Regions from separate parts of the Homo sapiens genome. Here all the other regions are linked to region 1. A link is a contact called in ENCODE Hi-C or POLR2A ChIA-PET data. All regions are on one chromosome and are shown on one strand. Each heading gives the region's core, a stretch centred on a gene start or an enhancer-like site at or near the end of the contact. The rest is flanking DNA. Distances are from core to core; before and after follow the strand shown.

Region 1 (3,748 bases), core at 867-3,366:
TAAAACACACAGAGTAGATGAGAGTGTAGTTATGAAGAGTCACCTTATGAAGAAAGAAAAGCTCCCAGGCTGAGTCTCAACTATGTAATACTCAATGTAAGCGTTGGGTAACAAGAAGTAAAGAGGTGGGTGTAGGAACTTAGCAAGAGAAGCGCCGGAAAGGAAGTATGACAGAAGCAAATTTGAGTCTCCTAAGAGAATTTAGAGGTGAGGATATTGTGGGCTACAAATAAGAGGGAATCTATAGTCTATATGACAGATATCTCCATAAAATAAATATAAATGATACCAGCCATTAAAGTAACTAACTTCCTTTGGTCTGATTCCATGGTCACCAAGCAACCTTCAGATTATTACACAGCTTTTCAGTTAGATTTCCTACAAAAGATAAAGTAATGTGCCTATGAAAATGAGAATTTGGTCTTTGGTTAACCTGGCTGTACTGGAGAGCACTGAACCCATCTCGAGATGCCAATGACACTTCTGAGTTTGCAAGCCAGTGCCCTAGATAGACTCTGGAATTCACCCAGGAAGCGCGGACTAATCAGCTTTCTCTGAAGATAACTGCTCACACACCCAGCCAACTATTTTAAACTAGAACTGATGTTCCTATTGGATTAAAGCCTGACACGAAGTATGTATTTTTCAGTTTAAGCACAGGACAGTTAGTTTTATGAAGTATTTTGAAAATGCATGAACTTAATGATTTAATATTAAAAGCTTATGGAGATATCCTAAACGGCAACTTAAATTACTCTTCCAGATAAAACATATATGGTACTTACATATACTCTTTATTAAATAAACAAAAACAATCCAACAACTGCTTGTCACCTTTTTAAGTATATTTTTATACTTACAGCATATATGTAAACAATATATTTTTCTTTCAAAAGTTAGTTATTACAGGATGCATTAACAAGATGCCCTCTGGGAAAATTTCAGCTTTCTTTTAATGAAACTTATTTCAAGGTTAAGTTAAAAGAAGTCACACTAAAGGGAAATCTGTTGTCTTCTTCGGGAAAATGATATAAGAATATTAATAATCTAATAGAATAAATATGCTTTCAATAATGAAACAAAAAAACACAACTTCGCAGCTGGCTATTTTTATTGTCCTTTGAAGAATTCTCTCCCAAGCTACTGAAACTTAAAGTATCACACTGTGACAGACTTTAATCCCATCTTACCTGGTGTCCACATTTCTAAAGAAGCTGCTTATTGCCTCATCATAAATTCCTTTCTAAAAAGAAAAACATATGTTAATAGCATTTAGGTTTTGCTTCTCGCCCAAATCAAGTTCTTTCAATTTTAATTACATAATACTGTAATGGCTAGGATGAGACTCTGATAAGAAAAACCAAGTATCACAAAATGCGGAGCCTGACTCTTCCCAATCTCCTTAGAAGAGTAAATGCCAGATCTACAGATAAAAAGTTCAGCAGGGGGTGCTAAAGAAAGGATTTCACCCATAGGACTGTAGGACAGGTCCATCAAATGAGCGTTCTCTGGATTCTTCGTAATCTTTTTAAAAGCTGACTGGTTAAATTAAGGAATACAATAACCACACGTGTTATCTATTTTACAAAGTACTTTCCCATATACAAATCTCACTGTTCTGCACACGAACACCAATAAAGAGGAGACCCTGAGAATCAGGAAAAACGTTAAGACTAAGGTCGCTGGCCAGTGTTCTTTTAGTTTAGTGTGTGTCTGACGCAACATGTTTAAAAACCAGTACGTTCTTTACTGGGAAGATCCCATGCATCTTAAACGGGTCAGATGAAAGCTCAAGTCGATTATTTCCTGCGTATGGGCTGGAAGACCTAGCTGACAGGCGAGGGGGCTCGCGGCGGCGGGCGGGTACCTGGTTGACCGCGGCGTGCTCCCTTAGTGCCAGGTCCCAGAAGCAGCAGCCGATCTGGTTTCCGCACTGGCCGACTGCGACCGGAGGAGAGGAAGGAAAGAGAATAGGACATTAAGCAGGAAACATGGCCGCTGGATTCCGCGGCGACCAGGTCTCTACCCGCCCGGCGTAGCTTACCCTGTACGACCACCGACTGGGTCATGGTGGTGCGCCGCCGGCTCCGGGAGCTTGCTAGCCCGCGGCCGCTTCTGCATTCCCCCAGCAACGGCGCTCTGCTAGAGAGCTGCCGTAAGTCACGCTACTGCCGCAAGCCTCTGCCGTCGCTAAGCACGTCTGTAGGTTCAGGCTAAGGTTTTCCGTCAGAAGGCCGCGCAAGTGCACTTGCGTGTCACCGTTACCGTAGCGACTGGGCTTCTGGACTGTATATCCTAGCTGCCTTGTCAACATCTTCGAGCATCGGCAGCTCCGGAGGCCGGGGTAACTGGCAGGTAACTAGGCTTTGGAGTGGTATTTTAAAATATGTGTCGTTAAGCTGTTCGTGGGCTATCAGAGGTTTAATTTTTGTTCACAGCCTCAACACCCGGGGCGGTGGATCAGTCCGTTTATTCAGATTCCACGGGACGCTGCGTTGGCATCTCTGTTCAACAAGCCCTTTATTCTAATAGAAAATGAACAATGGCGTTGAGCAAAGAGAAACCCCAGAGAAATAGTCATGTCAGGGCACAATTGAAACTAGATGGTTATACGCTTTGACAAAAATGGCAAAGCTAAGGTCACAGACCCAACCAGTATTTGTTGAACGCTGTATACTCCCCAAATTAACTTGTAGGCTCGCTGGGAAGATTAGAAAGAAATTAAGGCATAGATCCAGTTCCAAGAAGCTTACAATCTAATTGAAGACATACACGCGAAATACTTAAAGAATTGTGTGGCGTTGACTATAAGTGCAATAGGATTCAGTGGTTGAGGATGTAGATGAGTATGTAGAAGTCTGATAGAAGACACGAGATTAACACTAGGCATTTAGATGGGTATTTAGATGGGATAGGCAGGAGAAGATTAAAAAGTTAGGCATTATGACAATTACCAACTACTTAAAATTGTCAAACATTAAAATATGTAAACTTCTATTGATCAAATTAGACCAGATTTTAATTAAGAACTCAAGTACTTCTTTAATGAAATTAATATTTTCCACAAAAATTCTGAAGAACTACGAAACTCTAAGAAGTCTTCTTTGTTTAATAAAAAGTTATATGGTATGTGCTATGAATATGTGCTAATATGAACTGTAATATTCAATGGATTAGAACACTTTATTGTCCCACCAAGACACGTAGTAGTTACTATTAAATTTCTCTGGTAGCCGGTAGGTTTAAAGTTGCAATGGATTTTATATCTTTTGGTAATAGGCAGCTTTCGGTCAGTAAATTTTTGTAGGCTGGATTTATTCTTAACTTCTTACTGAGTATGGGGTCAGTGGTAGAGGTAAAGTTGGGCATTTTAGGTCTTGATGCTAAAGTCCCAACGTCTGGGGCTTCCAAAATTTGCAAGTCTTGGTCCAGTTTGTAGGCAGTGATGTGAATAGGTCTGTATCAGTGTGTTATCAGTGCTAGGTGAGATGATACACTGGCCTTTGCAGAGCCCTACCCTTCATGCAGTCCCAGTCATTATTCCCCACACAGGAAAGAAAAGTCCTAACACATCTTATTAATAACTTCAGTCTCTAGAGAATCAGACTGAGAGACAGTTCTGCTTAAGAGCCAAGCAAGGTAGAGCCTCACATGCCAGCCACTCCAAAACTTCCGTATATGCAAACCCGGGTGAGCCAAGTTGAGATCGGTTGAACCGCAGCGGGCTATTCAGAATATTATAAGCAAG
Region 2 (3,748 bases), core at 521-3,020, 3.0 Mb before region 1:
GGCAAGTAAAATTTAACTGTAGTAGAGACATAGTTGTATTTAAAATGCTCTTCCTTACCTGGATGCTCTTCAGAATAAACTCACTTTTCTCTCTCACATCTTTGAAGGGACACCTCTTAGAAAGCATAAGCAGATGAGCAAGTAGCTTATTCAACCCATCCGAAGACTCGGTATTTGAAAGCCCGTCTGATGGACGATGAGGTGTTTCTTTCACCGAACGAAGATACTCGGTTTTCCTCAAAATGGTTTGCCTAATGTTTTCCAATGCTGTCTCCCTAGTAGTTGAATCTCTGCTGCAGAGTCCATCCCATCTCACTTCATTCTCTCCTTCAGCCATGACAATAGTTTTTCCTTTGCGGTCTTCAGTTACCTTTCAGCATGCCCCAAAAAAATTGCTTTGTATTTTTAAAATGAAAAATGTAAAAATAAAATCAGAGAAATCAAATCGTCATGAAAACACACATCTGGGTGACATTTGGAACCACTGGTGCCTTCAGCCGATCTACAAGCTAGGTCACCCTCTCACCCTCTCCTTGTACACGAAAGGGCAGTCTTCTTTCTGGAAAAACAAAGTTTGAAAGTTGCAACCTTGCAGCGCTGGCTTTGGTGGGCAGAGAATTTCGGGGAAGCGTTCTCCTCCGTCTCGCGGGGTCAGTGGATATCCTCACGTTGTGGAGCTGTCAAATCCGTGCTCTGCCCCAAAAGGCTGTTAACAGCTGAACGCCCTCCAGCCATTCGGGGCTTTTTTGTCTGTGCAGCCACCGGGTTCTCTCCGGCGTTCCCACCCCGCCCCTTCTCCGACACCAGTCCCCGCCCTCCGCAGCTCCTCCCAGCGCCTCAGCAGCCGGCCGGCGCCGGCAGGGAAGGCTCGCCGAACCCTGGCCCACTGGCCGCAGCGGCCGGAGGCTTGGGCGCTGTCGGAGGGCGGCAGTCTCGGGCAGCCGTAGTCTCGGCGGGCGGCGGTGAAAAAAAGCGTCCCCCAGCCCCGCCAATTCGGCACCCCCGGGAAGACGCTACTTCTCCGATCCCTGAGCCCTCGCCCACCACCGCCGAGCCAGAGGGCACAGGGCGGCCCTGGCAATCCTCGAGCGCCAGGCTGGGCCGCGGAGCTGGCGGGGCGGCGGGGCCCGAGGCGCAAAGCCCGCCCTTCGCCCAGCCCCATCGGTGGGGATCAGCCCAGAGGGCGGGAGCAGGGAGTGGAGACGGGGTCCTCACCCCCAGCCCCTCCCCTTTCTCCGCCCGGCACAAACCGGGAGCCGCCCCGGCCCCAGCGCCTTCTTCCCCGCCCAGGCAGACGCGACCCGCCGAGGCAAAGCCTTAGGAAAAAGCCCCGCCCTCTGGCAGGCTACCCTCCGGACCCCAAGTGCGCCGCGCGCGGCTGCCAGCCACTGCCGGCTGCTACGCATGCGTGACTGCGAACTGGGCCAAGCGCCCCCGGAGGCGCTAAGCTTGCGCCCTGAGGCGGTTTCCGTTCCCGGACGTTTGGACTCTGTCCTGGAGAAGGGGAAGGAAAAAGTAAGACGTAGAAGTACACTGAGACTTCGTCACACATAAAACAAGCACGACAAAGAAAGAGGGCGCGAAGGGACTCCTGGAAGAAATTGAGTCTACATTTAAGATCACCCTAAAAGTAGTGACGGCCTCTTCATTACTCCAAACCCCAGATTTAAGTCGGTAGGACGTCTTCGCGTTGACTTGTGGGGAATGTAGTTTCGATGCTGCCGGCGCGTTTTGTTTGCGACAGAAACTACAACCCCCAGGGGCCACCGCGACGTTGCCTGTGGGTGCCCGCGAACCAACGGTTAGCGGTGGCAGGGGCTGACTGAGAGCGTCTGCTTGGTAAGCACTGTAAGCTGGGTTGTCACCTTTCCTTGACAGGGTTTTTCCTTCCTCCATTTCCTCTGGGATTTTGGAGACAAAGCCATCTAGGGTGGCCTCCCTTAGTCCAAGGACTTTTTCCAGTGACTTGCGTGGGAAGGACTAGTCCAGCTGCCCAAGCGCGGGGTGTGGTGGGTGAGGCAAGGATTTGGGATCCTGATCCCAAGGGTCGCAGGGAGCGGCCTAAGTAAGGCCAAGAAGGAAGGATGCTGTGGAAACTGGAGCTTCGCGCTGCTGCCTCTGATTCCGCCCTTTTTTGTGGACACACGCGGGGTGGATTTGGGATCTCCGCGCATTTGCACCTTTGTTTGCCTTTGCTTAGGGATGTTCTGGGCTTTATTTGCTCAGTCAAATGAAATCCTAGGCAGGGCTTTGAAAGCAAGTTGTCAAATCCATCTCGTAAAAGAATCCCCAGTATTCCTAGATAGGAATTCTTGCAGGCTTTAAGGATACAGCAGGAAAAAGAAAGCAAAACCGTAAAAGTCTCCAAAACTTAGTCGACTTTTTCAAAAGATTCAGTCATTTGCTTAAAATTAGTTTGCTTTTAAAAAGTTATTATTTGAGAAAAGTCGAGGTTTGAACGGCCATCAGTGGACTGATAATCGGTGTAGATTTTAATTCTTTACATTGCAGAATTGCATTGCACTAAATTCTAAAAATTTCGTCTTGCTAGGCACTGAGTATACAACAATGAAAAAGACAGTCTTACTAGTTAGAGGAACTAGTTGTTAGACATACGGTTACAATAATACATGATATCACTGGGATGTCTAGAAGGAGATGACTTAGCCCAATCTTGGAAAGTCAGGGAAATCTTCATCCCAGGGGAAATGAAGACCAAAAGAACAGCATATGCTAAGGCCCAGAGTGAGAGATAGGGTACTTTCAGGAAACGTCAGTAAGCCAAATCATGCATACTTGGCGGTGTGGGGTGGGACGGGAAGGGTGCTTTTTGTGTATTGATGCACTTAGAAGCTACAAAGAGACAGGTATTGTGAATTCTTTACATCGTTTCTGTAAGTGAGCTATTTTTGAATAGATGCATAGTTCTGATGAATTGGTCTAATTTCAAAAGCCTTGTTACATTCTGACACTTCTAGTTTGAATCTGAATTTTAAAAAGGGAATAACTTATGAGTGTGATTGAAAAAGCAAAACAAAAACCATTCCGTTTTCATCTCCTTTTTGGGATCTTCATTCTCTATCCAGCCCATAAAGGGTCGGGTAGTTTCTTAAGGCTGGGTGCCTTTTTATGCCGTAGTTAAATATGATCTCATGTATACCCATGGCTTCACCAACACCTATGACTCTCAAATGAATAGCTCCATTCAGCTTCACCTCTCAGCTTTCACAATATCTCTTGGATATTTCTTCTTGGATATCTCAAAAGCATCTCAAACTCAACATACCTAAAACCAAATGCATAGTTATCTCTTATGAATCTAATTCTTTTTCAGTGTTCCTTATTTCAGCAAAGGACACTACTATCCATCTACTTGTGAAAATTTGAAAGCTAAACATTATTCTTTATTTCTTCTTGCCCTTCATACTTCTATGGCCAAATTATTATGAAGTTCTGCCAACCTTATCTCTCAAAATATCCTTCAAATATATTTTTCTCTCCACCTGTCTTCAAACTGCGATAATCTCTCAAGACCACTACAGTAGCAATTATTCACAATGACCCTCCTCCATTAGTTCTCCATTATATCTGCCAGAATGATTTTTTGAAACTGCAGATTTGATCAGATTTTCTCTTGGTTAAAACTATTCAGTGGTGTCCTACTACTGTTAAAGACAAAACTCCTTTATAAAGCCTGACATCATCTGGTACTCTTTCAGACTAACTTCATATATTGCCCTCCAGATCA
Region 3 (3,748 bases), core at 776-3,275, 2.7 Mb before region 1:
CCTCCAAACATTCTCGTTTGCTTTGCTCCTGCCTAAAAAATAGTTCTGCAGAGGCACTGCTTTCAATACTTCATCATTAGTACTTATTAAAGACTGGGACATGTACGGTGGGGTGGGGAAGGGTTCATAAAGTAAAAATAAATTTTCTGAAGTTTGTATAGATAAAACATGCTGTTTAAAAACCTTTGTGCTTGACGGGTGTAGCAAAGTGAAATGTCTGAAATGTTCTTTACAATGAACTAAACTTGCTACCTTTCAGACCACACTACATCCACTTATGATTTCCAGAAAATACATACCTCCTTTGCACGCACTTCAATTACACAAAGACAAATTAATTTGATACTTCCAACCTTCTCTTACACACACACTACAATTCTGAAAGGAAACTGTCAAATTAAGACTGAGACAAACATATTCTGCTCTATCATCTTAAAATAGTGCGGTTAGAATTCCCAGTATTATACTGCAATTTACTTCCCTCGTTTTGAAATGTTACCATTACATCTTCCTTAAACTAAAAACAAAACATTAAGTTTACTATATACTTTATTAAACTTTTATAAAATACTAAAACTAGAGGAGAATTTGTAGAATATGAATGCCGTGATAAAAATCATTACACTTCGGCATTCTTCGGTCAAGAAGCCAATGTTAACTACGTAAACATTACTCCTTAACTAATGTTAACTAGAATAACCAATCATACGAGACTGCAGGTTTTAAACCTCTAGTGTTTCTCCCGCTTATTACCTCAAACTTATCTTCCTTCTCTCTTTTGTGTTGTCACGGTATATGGCAATTTCTGCTTTAAAATGTATGTATGCCTTAACCAGCCCTATGCGACTGCACATAACAAAAGACACGCTCCTGATCGGGTTTTAGAAAACCCACAGACCTGGGCACAAACCCCCGTTCCACGACCTACTAAACATACGCTATCTGAGCACAGGACATAGTTAAGAAAATTTTAAAAACAATTGAAAAAAGAATAAACATACAATGTCAGGAGAGTTTACTCATCTCCGTCTCTGCATCTACCTCCTAGGTTTCACTACCTACCTTCCAGTTTAGCCTTAGGATACGTACGCAAAACACCCGGTACATACATGGGTACTTTTCTTCCTTTTCGCATACTTTGAAGTGTGAAGTTTTCACTAACTACGTGCTCAAACGTCAGCTACATTCTATTCCTATCTGCAAAACCAATGTAATTAAATCTCAAGCGACCTTCTCAGACTCAAGTCTGAGACACGAACGAGCATTACCGTCTTTAAGTTTCTCTTTCCCGGACTTCCGGAGAAGGCTACCTCCGGAGAGAGGCGCCGGGAGGGTGAACAACCAGTGGCAGGGAGAGGCAGCTCGGCCCCACCGCCAACCTCAGAGGCGCGACGCCCGGCCCCATCCTCAACCCCACCGCTGCCCCCGCGGAAGGAAGCCACGTCCCCATTTCCGACCCCAAGTGAGGCTAGGAATTACGATGCACTTTTAAAAGGCACCTCGACTTGCAACACTTCGAGGGGGGCCCCAGCCCCGCAGCCACTGGGAACCGCGCGTCCGCTTCCCCCCAGCGCGCTCCCCACCCGGCCCGGCCACGAGTGGACTCCAGGCTGGCCGCCATGTTGCCGGAGTCGCCGCCGCACCCCGAGCGCGGCCCGCCCGCCCGACCGTGGCCCGAACCCGGGCCCCGCCCGCACGGCGAGGAGGCAGTGCGGCTCGGCTGGGCAGGGGAGGGCGGGAAGCCCACAGGGCCCGCGCCCACCTGGTGCCGGAGTGGTGACCAGCGGGAGGGACGTCACCGGCGCCGAGGTTACGTTGGAGATGGGCGCTAAAGTCGTCACGTTCGGGTGCTGGGTCGTGTTCTTGTCCGCGGACAGCACGCAGAGCACGCCCAGGCAGGTGGCGGCCCAAAGCAGTGAGCGGGAGAGCCGCGACATCGTGTCCTCAGCGCTGGCGTTCGGGAGAAAGCTAAGGCTCGCAACGCTCAGTCAACCCCTCAATCCCCTGCGGCGCCGCCTCCGAGACTACGCTCCCCCGCGGGAGCGCGCAGGGGTCACGTGAGAGGCCCCTGTTTTCGGCGTGCGGGGGCGAAGAGGAGGGAGGTGGGGCTCGGACGATACCAACGGGAATCCTACGGGGGGAAGCAGGGGAGTCGGGAGGAAGCCGAAGGAACCTGGCCCTCAAAGCGACTGTGCCACAGCCAAGAAAACTGGGAGCTTCTGCAAATCGTTCTTCTTGCCCTCAGATTACCAGACACGACGCAGCTGGACTTGTCTCATGCCTGCGATAGGGACGGCCCCCACCCTGACTTGCATGGAACAGTCGACATAATGTGGCCTACTGCTTCCACCTGAGCGCCCCGCCAGGCTGTAATTCCGCGGGCCCACGTGACCTCCGGGGCCGCGCCTTCCGGACGCAACTCCACTGGGGCGGAAGTTGGTTTTGTGCGGCTCTCAAGAACTAAGTTTGTGCTGTGCTGCGGGATCCCCAGGGAGCTTCCTTATATCTTCGGCAGGACCCCTTCTTTTTTTCTTGAAGATTGATTTTGCTAGAAGTTATCCTGTGATGGGACTCCCTAGGGGAATGGAGGCACCACGTGGTTAAGGAGTTTGTGCGTTGCCGCCCACATAGTGTGGGCAGCTGAGGCGCCGCCCGGATCAGAGCCGCAGGGCGTCTACTCTGTCACTTTCCCAACCTGACTTTTCCGGATTGCTATTTCAGACGGCGGTTGCAGCAGCCGACCTGTCTCAACTCCACCACTGTAGTCAGAGAATCAAAAGCGGTCTGAGTTGCGAGGTCATTGGGGAGGCCCCCACCCCCACATTACCAGTGAGGAAACTGAGACTTAAAAAAGTGACCTGACCTGGACACGGGATTGCCTGACATCAGAGCTGGATTCTTAAGTTCCTGTTAGTGTTAAGGCGCTGCTCAGACTTTTAGTAAAGGTGAGCGCCATCTACTGCCAAGTCTCACAAAATATTCGCAAAATTTGATACGGTTATCACATGGTAAAAATTAGACTTTAAAAGTTGTATTTAATGCTGTGTTTTCAGCTGTTGTACACTTATGTAATTTTAATTATGCAAAGTTATCCTAATAATATAGGAATATTAATTGCTTTCGTGAGGTCTGTCTTGATGTGCCACGATGACTTTTTTGATGTGCCAAAAAAGATGACTACATAGTGCTTTTACCTTTTTGCTCAAATAGAAAGATTTTATTTCCCCTTGGGATCTTTTCAGTGTCGTCCTTCTGTACCCTCAGGACTATGAACATTTGTTCCAATGACTACGCTAGTTGGAGTAGTGTTGCTTGGATGTAAACAAAAAGCTGATAGTTTTGACTGATCCAGCCCAGAAGCATGAGAATGCTGTCAGGGAAGTGAGCTCCCACCATAAGCCCTTCAGAGAAGTGTCTGCTCTTCTCTCAGGAGGCCTCTCTCTATATTTAACACTTGACTATCTGGCACCCAGACCAAATGAAAGCGCAAGGCAACTTTAATTTTTTTTTAAGGTTAAGAATGTAAATAGGGGCCGGACGCGGTGGCTCACGCCTGTAATGCCAGCACTTTGGGAGGCCAAGGCGGGTGGATCACCTGAGGTCCGGAGTTTGAGACCAGCTTGGCCAACATGGTGTAAACCCCGTCTCTCCTAAAAATACAAAAATTAGCCGGGCATGGTGGCACGTGCCTGTAATCCCAGCTACTAGCAGGGCTGAGGCAGGAGGATCGCTTGTATCCGGGAGGCGG
Region 4 (3,748 bases), core at 414-2,913, 2.6 Mb before region 1:
AGTGTACAACAAGCTGCCCAGAAGGCTCTGGCGATGTTTCTGCCATTTTCTTCAGAAGCCACTAAGGGTTAAATCTGAAATAAGAAAACAAGGTTTAAAAAGGAGAAAGCACTGTCTAAAAGGTTAATGCCAGCCCACATGAACTTCCTATTCACTTCACATCATTAACTGAATTTTACCATTACCATTTTTGTCTGTCTACAAACTTAGCTCTGGGCCCGGGCGCAGTGGCCTCACGCCTGTAATCCCAGCACTTTGGGAGGCCGAGGCCGACGGATCACTTGAGACCAGCCTGGGCAACATGGAGAGAATTCATCTATACAAAAAATACAAAAATTAGCCTGGCGTGGTGGCGCCCGCCTGTGGTCCCAGCTACTCAGGAGGCTGCGGCAGGAGCATCACCTGAGCCTGGGAGTTCGAGGTTGCCGTGAGCCGTGATCGTGCCACTGCACTCCAGCCTGGGCGACAGAACGAGACCACCACCTCAAAAAACAAAAACAAAACAACTTAGCTCGCGGTTTTTTTTTTTTGAGACGGAGTCTCGCTCTATCGCCCAGGCTGGAGTGCAGTGGCGCAATCTCGGCTCACTGCAACCTCCGCCTCCCAGGTTCAAGCAATTCTCTCCCTCAGCCTCCTGCCGCACATTAACTAGCTGAGTGACTCTCCAGTATTCATGGAACGGTTCAGGGTCTACCTTCTATAAAATGAAGGAATGGGATTAACCATCTCCAAAATCCTCCGCAAGCACGAACTTTCTATGGTTGCACAACTATTTCAGGGAGAACGAAGCTGCCTCCATCTCCCAGATTATTAGCCATTTCGTATGTGGGAACCAATGTGAAGAGTGAAGAAATGTGCACGTGCAAAGTGAATGTGAGGTAGCTGCAATAAAATACTAATAACTTAAGCTGCGTGGGGCCGCCAGACACACTAGGGGCGGCGCGGAGCCCCCCGCAGCCCCGGGTGGTCCCAGCAGGGAGAGGTGGCGCGGAAAGACCCCCACCTCCCCGCCCAGGCCCCGCGGGCCCGACTGGGGAGCACACGGCGGGGGAGGGGTCGGCGCGGCAGACCTACCGCTCAGGGGCGCCCGGTGGGGTCCGGGTCGCTGCCAACTCACCCGGCGGCCTGGCGGGAGACCCACGCCGGGGCCCGCTGGCCCTCCGCTCCGCCCCGCCCGCCTCTGGGGCTTCTGCGCCGCACCGGTTTCTGCTCCTGCGCCGCCGCCGCAGCCACAGCCACAGCCAACCCGGAAGCGCGGCGCCAAGAGCCGCTTGCGCGCGGACGCCGAACCACGTGGCCCGCAGAGGCGCCCCTGGAGGTGGGGGCCACGAGAGCGGCGGGGAGGGGAAGGGAGGTGAGGGGCGGGGCGGGGCGAGATGGCGGGGCGGGGCGGGGCGGGGCAAGGCGGGGCAAGGCAGGGCAAGGCGGGGCGCGAAGGCAGTTCAAGGGTTGGGGCGTGGCAGGGGAGGGGAGGGGCAAGGCGGGGCGAGAATGCAGGCCTGGGGTCGGGGGAGCCGCGGCGGGGCGGGGCAGGGCGGGGCGAGATGGCAGGCCCGGGGCTTTGGGGCCGGGGCCGGGGCCGGGGCCGGGGCAGGGCGGGGAGGGGCGCGGCTTCGGAGGAGGGACAGTGGCCGGGGCGGGGCGCGGCCAGGGGCGGGGCGGTGTCGGCGCCCGAGGTCCTGCGTGTGGCACTGCCGGGGAGCCCAGGCAGGAGCGACTTTTGCGGTGAATTGGGGGCAATGGACAGGAGAGGCGTTGTGACCCCTCCCTTTGGGAAGTTTTATATCGTATTAAACTGTTAGCTCAACGCCAATACCTTAATTTTATCTCTTCTCCGACACCGAATCTGGTGTTGTTCTTGAATGTATAAAGGCATGAAATCCCCCTTACCGTCATCATCATTGTCATCATCATCACCATCGTCATTATCTAGTGCTAATATAATAACTATTACTTACCTCCTAAATGTTTTTCACATCTGCCTCCTTTTCCTCCCCACTCCTGATGCCTTAGTCTAAGGGAATGAAGAGAGCACTGCAGTCAGAGAAACCTGGGTTCTGAGAGATCTTGGGCAAATTACTTACCCTCACAACTTCTTTACCTTACCTGTAAAATGGAGATGTTAACACTAGTGCCACTTTGGTAGGGTTGCTATTGCATAAACAAAATTAAGTATGTAATGGGCTTAGGAAATGCCTGGTTTAATTCGTCTGCTGTGATTAAAATGATCATTATTATTCAAACTTTCATCATCTTTGTTCAATAGACTGTTTCTAACTGGTCTCAGCTGCAGCGTTGTTCTCTTTAATTCGCAGAAGTACAGAGGATTTCTCCAAGTACATATGAGATCCAGAGACTAGAGTCACTCCTTGGCTTAGAATCCATGTGGCTCCCACATGCCCTCTGGATAAAGTCCAGGCTTCTTAATGTGGTCTACAAGCCCCATCCAGATCTACTCCCCACCTGCTTCCATCCATTTATTTCAGCATTTTCTCTCTCTTAGCCAATACCTAATTACTTATTTTTCTGCCCATTTCCAGATTCCCAACATGCCATCTATAGCCTCCCTGATCTTGAACCGGAGGTGTAATTAGCAACCTGGCTCTTACATTTTTACTAGATTTTATTAAAACTAGCTCAAGCCACACATGCTCCTTCTCTGAGGTTTCCCTTTCATATTGAATTGTCTCTAAGTCCTCTGGATTTGTGGGGGTACAAGTGGGATGGGGAGCGCTCCCTGACTTCTGCATACCAGCAGGAAGTTAGCTACCTCATTGTTTCTTGCTGCTACGAGGGTTGCAGTCAAATCACTGTCCCTCCAGAGGTCCTCAACGGCATAAGAAGACTCAGTGCCAAGGTAAGCCAGGTACTTCCATTTCCTCATTCAATCATTGCTCACTGGAGCATAATCCTGCGAGGAAAGACTGAGTCTGGAGGATCTTCCAGCATCAGCCACCCACAACACAGACTAGCCCTTTCTTCAAGGCAATTTTGTTTTGGATCCATACTGACTTTTTCAAAACTTTTGTTCTTGTTAAGGCCAGCCGGTCTACCCCTAACAGGTCTTCTTAAATTTAAATCTTGCAGAACAGGATTTGGGGTGTCATACATTCATCTAACAGATATTTATCGAGTGTCTACTAAGAGCCAGACATTGGCGTCAGGTGTTGGGGATACAGCAACTAACAAGGCCTTTGCTCTCATGAAGCTTACATTCTACTAAGGGGAGACAGGACAAATATACAAGTAAACTAATGAATAATAGTTTCAGAAAGTGTTAAATTTTATAAAGAATGATGATGGAGACTGACAGGGAAGTGAAATCAGGATAGGGTGACATTTGAGCTGAGATCTGAATGACATGGAGACAGCTGTGGGAAGATCTGGAATAAAAATGTTCTAGGCAAGGGAAAAGCAAGCATAAAGGCTCAGACTGGGAAGGAGCATCTGATGAACGGCAAGGACTGTGTGGCTGGAGCACAGTGAGTGAGGGGCAGCAGATGGAGTGGAGAGTTGCCAGATTTCACAAATAAAGACACAGGACACCCATTTAAAAAAATAAATGCTGCCTCAGCCTCCCATGCTGGGATTACAGGCATGAGCCACCTATACCCAGCCAACAAAGAATTTTTTTTCATATAAATTTAGTGTAGCTTAGAGCGTACAATGTTTATAACGTCTACAGTAGTGTATAGCCATGTCTTAGGCCTTCACATTCACTCACCACTCACTCACTGACTCACCCAGA
Region 5 (3,748 bases), core at 423-2,922, 2.4 Mb before region 1:
GGCGAATAAATACTCCAGCTTCCTTGCCCCTCAAGAGGGGATAACTGAGACATGCCTCCCAGTATTCCCTAGTGAATTCAGCCCACAGAGAAATTTCTCTGGTAATATTTCCTTTATTAGTTTTCTTCCCCTCCCTGCTGCTGTTTCCTGGGATTACGTCTCATATAAACAACCTGCCTTCAAAGTTTTGTCTTAGGATCTGATTCCGGGTGAAATAAACTAAGATAAAGTTAAAATGGAAGTGCTAAACTATAATAATTGAAAACTAGAATCCTTCAGGTATTTTAAGAGTTGCTATCCTAGATAAAAACACTGTGCAAACATTTAACTAATATTCAGAAGAGTTGGTTTCATTATGAAACAGAACACAGCTAACTATTTTTCCCAGTTAAAAGATCCAAGTCCAAAATGCCAGAACGGACACGGCCATCCTTCTAGTTCTTAATAAAAGGAGTACCAAACTACAGGGGGAAAGAAGCGCAAAATAACATAGACTTAAGTATTTCTTTACAATTTTTGTAATTTCTCAAATTTTAATTTACAATATGATCTTTGGTATTACATGAATGTTATCTGGGTATGCTATAATTCTATAATTTTTTTTTAAAGTTTCCTTACACTTAGCAGTTGAGAAGCCCTCTAGCAGAGGTTTCTGAGGTTTAGAGGTTTCCTGGGAAACCTAGAATTGCCGCCTAAGATAGGATAGCTGCCTCTCCCCTACATCTTATACTCTTGCAGTAGGTGTTCAGTAAATATTTGTGGAATAAATACTTCAGTCGTTGAAAGGAGACGTGGTTTTAAAAAGTGGATTTACAAAGAGACCGTTTTGCAAGAAAAGAAGCTGGTCTGGGGGTCCCCGCAGGAGGCGGGGTTCCGTGCAACAGATACCAAGATGCCTCCAGGGCGGACCACGACCCAGCGGGCCGCCGGAAGGCTCCTTACCTGGCCGCAGCCGGACCCTCCTCAGGGAAGCAACTGCCTCCAGGGACTCCGCGGGGCTGTCGGGCGGTTGCCGGGGAGACCTCTGGCCGCCACGCACCTGCTGCTTGGTGGGGCGGGGCCTCGAGAGGCGGGGCTGTAGTTCTTTGTCATTTCTTTTCCAATTCGAAATAGTCACTTTTGTACCTAATTTGGCATTTATAATTATAATACACTCATTTTCACAACTATGGAAGAGAGGGTACGCGCATGCCCATTTATGTCGCACACATGAAATGAAGAAACCTCATTTCAAGCGCGGCTCCGCCACACTGCGCTAGTCTCTGTCGACAACTTCAAGTGGCTAGCCTCACGCACAAACGTGTGGCAAAGCCACACTTTCCAGCTTTAGGTGATTTTAAAACAATTTCTTGGGCCACACAGCGTAGGTACAACATGGATTAGAGGTGAGGGGAAAACTGACACTCAGTGAAGGACCGTCAGAGGGCCGGCTTCCAGGAAAATGGGCCGCAGCAGGCAGGGAAAACACAAGGATCTATCCTGCAACTCGGAGAACCCTTTTCAAAAGAAGCTACCCAATCCCAAACCTTCCGCTTTTTTCCAAAGAGAGGGAGGAGATAAATAGACTCAATTAATCCGTCGACTTTTTCTCCGCCCATGTTTTCCTCCAATCCTTACCAAAGATGGTGCCCTTCGCTTCCTCTCTCGGCAGCACGCAGGTCCCGGGAGCCTCTACCCGACCTCTCTATGATACGTCCTCCAGCCCCGCTCCCGACGTGAGGGGCGGGGCTTGCCTGGAGGCGGGGCGCAGGGATCCGGAAACACCTGATCATCTATAGGTTTAGTGCCTAATGGGTGTTGTTCCTGGCTGGACTTGATGTCCAGGGCCTGAGGGGTTTTCTCGCCGAGTCTCCTGGGGCGGTCCGGAGGCTCGTGCCCTGTTGTGGGGCCCCCATTTGCCGCCGCCATGCCCACGGCCGCCGCCCCCATCATCAGCTCGGTCCAGAAGCTGGTTCTGTATGAGACTAGAGCTGTGAGTACCCCCTCGCGGCGGGGCGCAGGCGGGAGGATGGATGTCTGCCGGTGGGTGTGGGGCCGTAGGACAGAGGCTGTACTCTGCCTCCTCCTCCTTCCTCTCCAGTTCCCAAATCCCTGTCAAACACAGCCTTGGGGTAAGCTAGCTCCCTTGAGCTGTGCCTGGGCGCCTTTCCCCTATTTTGGTACCCTGGACATTGCAGCATTTGCAGGTCCACTTACAAGCCATGGCTGGAACACGCTGGAAACAGGTGCTTGTGGTACCTCAGGAACTGTTCATGAGGTTCTCTGTACGAGTTACTGGATTCTTTTCAGCTTTCAGAAAGTCTGTTAAAGTTCTAGAGTTCACAAGTTACAGTACAGGCAGGGGTATGAAAAAAATTTGAACTATGACTTGTAACTTATTTTTTCCTATTCCATGGTATACCATCACTGCGATTCATGTGAATTACACTTCTATTGGTGAACTTTTTGGTTCTCTTTTTTTCTTATTTGAAAGGAAAGGAAAACTTACTTTGTTTAAAGACAGATAATTTGTTTGGATAACATCTTGCTTTTCACTTGACTTTTTTCAACATAACATTTACTTTTAAAATTTTATTACTTTGAATGGCCATGTAAATAGTGAATAAGCAGATCAGTTTGTATTTCGATTACCAGTTCCTCAATTAAGGGAGAATGGTGTTTATATAACTTCATACTTGGTCCTTTCTGTGGGTGGAAAGCAAAGTTGGTACAGTATAGCTCTTCTAAATTGGGGTGCCACAGTGATATTAGGGACTGTGTTTAATATTACCCATTTCATGCTAACAAGATTGCATATGCCAGATATTTTCATAATGCTCTTCACTATGTTATAGAGTGCTTTATAAACTGTTTCTCTGAAACTTGGGTTGTCTCCATTAGAGGAGTATGAGAAGGCATTTAACAGTTTCTCAGTTATAACGTAGTCCTAATAGCACAATAACCTCTCCCTCAGGTTAACATGAGTAGAGAATTGTGGACCTTAAATTAATTTTGCTGACAACTTTGATTAGATCTAGAGCAGAAAATGACATTATCAAATATACTGTATTTGCAAGTATTTTCAGTTCTCTAATGAGACCCATAAAGAAGTATCATTTGTCATTGAAATGAAACCTATTTTCTGTAAAATATGCTGCTAAATTTCCCTCATTAGAAACATAAATAACTTTTTTTTTTTTCCCTTTGAGACAGAGTCTTGCTCTGTCACCCAGGCCGGAGTGCAGTGGTGCTATCTCGGCTCACTCACTGCAACCTCTGCTTCCCAGGTTCAAGAAGTTCTCGCACCCCAGCCTCCCAAGTAGCTAGGATTACAGGAATGTGACACCATGACCGGCTAATTCTTGTGTTTTTAATAAAAGACAGGGATTCTCCATGTTGGCCAGGCTGGTCTAAAACTCCTGGCTTCAGCCTCCCAAAGTGTTGGGATTACAGGCATGAGCCACCGCATCTGGCCGTAAATAAAACACAAATTTCAGCCCATTAAAAAGCTGATCACTCATGAGGACTGCGTGAGATATTAGTGTTCAGAAAGCACAATTCATATTATAGGGCTCTTCTGCTCAGAAATCTTCAGTGGTCCCAATTCTGAAGCAAGTAAACTCTGAATCCCTTAGTTGGCATTCAAAGCCATGTATTATTTGTCCTCAACTTGTCTATCTAGTTTTACATCTAATTTAATATCAATTAATGAAACATTTATTGAGGATCAACCATGTGCCTTCATATGCCTTATTCTGCAGTAAAACTG

The links. Hi-C counts contacts between places; a loop is a spot of excess contacts on that map. ChIA-PET counts read pairs that join two places held with the same protein, here RNA polymerase II (POLR2A). Pooled maps may share reads with other maps.
Region 2: a map of CD8-positive, alpha-beta T cell shows a loop between it and region 1 (20-fold over the local background). The contact joins the promoter of CEP57L1 here to the promoter of TUBE1 in region 1. A Hi-C loop is called at or near these places in 2 of 168 maps with a recorded cell type or tissue (CD8-positive, alpha-beta T cell and naive thymus-derived CD4-positive, alpha-beta T cell) and 10 of 50 pooled maps. POLR2A ChIA-PET finds 5 or more read pairs at or near these places in 2 of 52 experiments (T-cell and endothelial cell of umbilical vein).
Region 3: a map of naive thymus-derived CD4-positive, alpha-beta T cell shows a loop between it and region 1 (29-fold over the local background). The contact joins the promoter of CD164 here to the promoter of TUBE1 in region 1. A Hi-C loop is called at or near these places in 3 of 168 maps with a recorded cell type or tissue (CD4-positive, alpha-beta memory T cell and naive thymus-derived CD4-positive, alpha-beta T cell) and 8 of 50 pooled maps.
Region 4: a loop to region 1 is called in a pooled map, with 11 times the contacts of the local background. The contact joins the promoter of ZBTB24-DT here to the promoter of TUBE1 in region 1. A Hi-C loop is called at or near these places in 5 of 50 pooled maps. POLR2A ChIA-PET finds 5 or more read pairs at or near these places in 2 of 52 experiments (A549 and activated CD4-positive, alpha-beta T cell).
Region 5: a map of CD8-positive, alpha-beta T cell shows a loop between it and region 1 (29-fold over the local background). The contact joins the promoter of AK9 here to the promoter of TUBE1 in region 1. A Hi-C loop is called at or near these places in 1 of 168 maps with a recorded cell type or tissue (CD8-positive, alpha-beta T cell) and 7 of 50 pooled maps. POLR2A ChIA-PET finds 5 or more read pairs at or near these places in 1 of 52 experiments (A549).

Annotation. Positions count from the first base shown.
Region 1 is chr6:112,085,366-112,089,113 of GRCh38, forward strand. It overlaps TUBE1 (tubulin epsilon 1), which reads right to left and starts at 2,117. Exons shown (of 12, transcript NM_016262.5): 1 at 2,045-2,117; 2 at 1,868-1,941; 3 at 1,191-1,243. The coding sequence starts at 2,069. FAM229B (family with sequence similarity 229 member B) reads left to right here and starts at 2,226. Exons shown (of 4, transcript NM_001033564.3): 1 at 2,226-2,355. RefSeq lists enhancers at 1,647-1,696, 1,831-2,362, 2,097-2,286.
Region 2 is chr6:109,093,737-109,097,484 of GRCh38, forward strand. It overlaps CEP57L1 (centrosomal protein 57 like 1), which reads left to right and starts at 1,771. Exons shown (of 11, transcript NM_001271852.3): 1 at 1,771-1,839. It overlaps SESN1 (sestrin 1), which reads right to left and starts at 1,110. Exons shown (of 10, transcript NM_014454.3): 1 at 59-1,110. The coding sequence starts at 337. RefSeq lists enhancers at 478-627, 1,498-1,757 and a silencer at 738-1,437.
Region 3 is chr6:109,380,442-109,384,189 of GRCh38, forward strand. CD164 (CD164 molecule) reads right to left here and starts at 2,026. Exons shown (of 6, transcript NM_006016.6): 1 at 1,763-2,026. The coding sequence starts at 1,937. RefSeq lists a silencer at 1,484-1,763 and enhancers at 1,919-2,428, 1,984-2,333, 2,414-2,643.
Region 4 is chr6:109,481,981-109,485,728 of GRCh38, forward strand. It overlaps ZBTB24-DT (ZBTB24 divergent transcript), which reads left to right and starts at 1,664. Exons shown (of 4, transcript NR_187591.1): 1 at 1,664-2,857. It overlaps ZBTB24 (zinc finger and BTB domain containing 24), which reads right to left and starts at 1,239. Exons shown (of 7, transcript NM_014797.3): 1 at 1,118-1,239; 2 at 1-74. The coding sequence starts at 46. RefSeq lists silencers at 930-1,219, 1,300-1,739.
Region 5 is chr6:109,689,530-109,693,277 of GRCh38, forward strand. AK9 (adenylate kinase 9) reads right to left here and starts at 1,673. Exons shown (of 41, transcript NM_001145128.3): 1 at 1,618-1,673. FIG4 (FIG4 phosphoinositide 5-phosphatase) reads left to right here and starts at 1,767. Exons shown (of 23, transcript NM_014845.6): 1 at 1,767-1,972. The coding sequence starts at 1,907. RefSeq lists an enhancer at 1,251-1,720.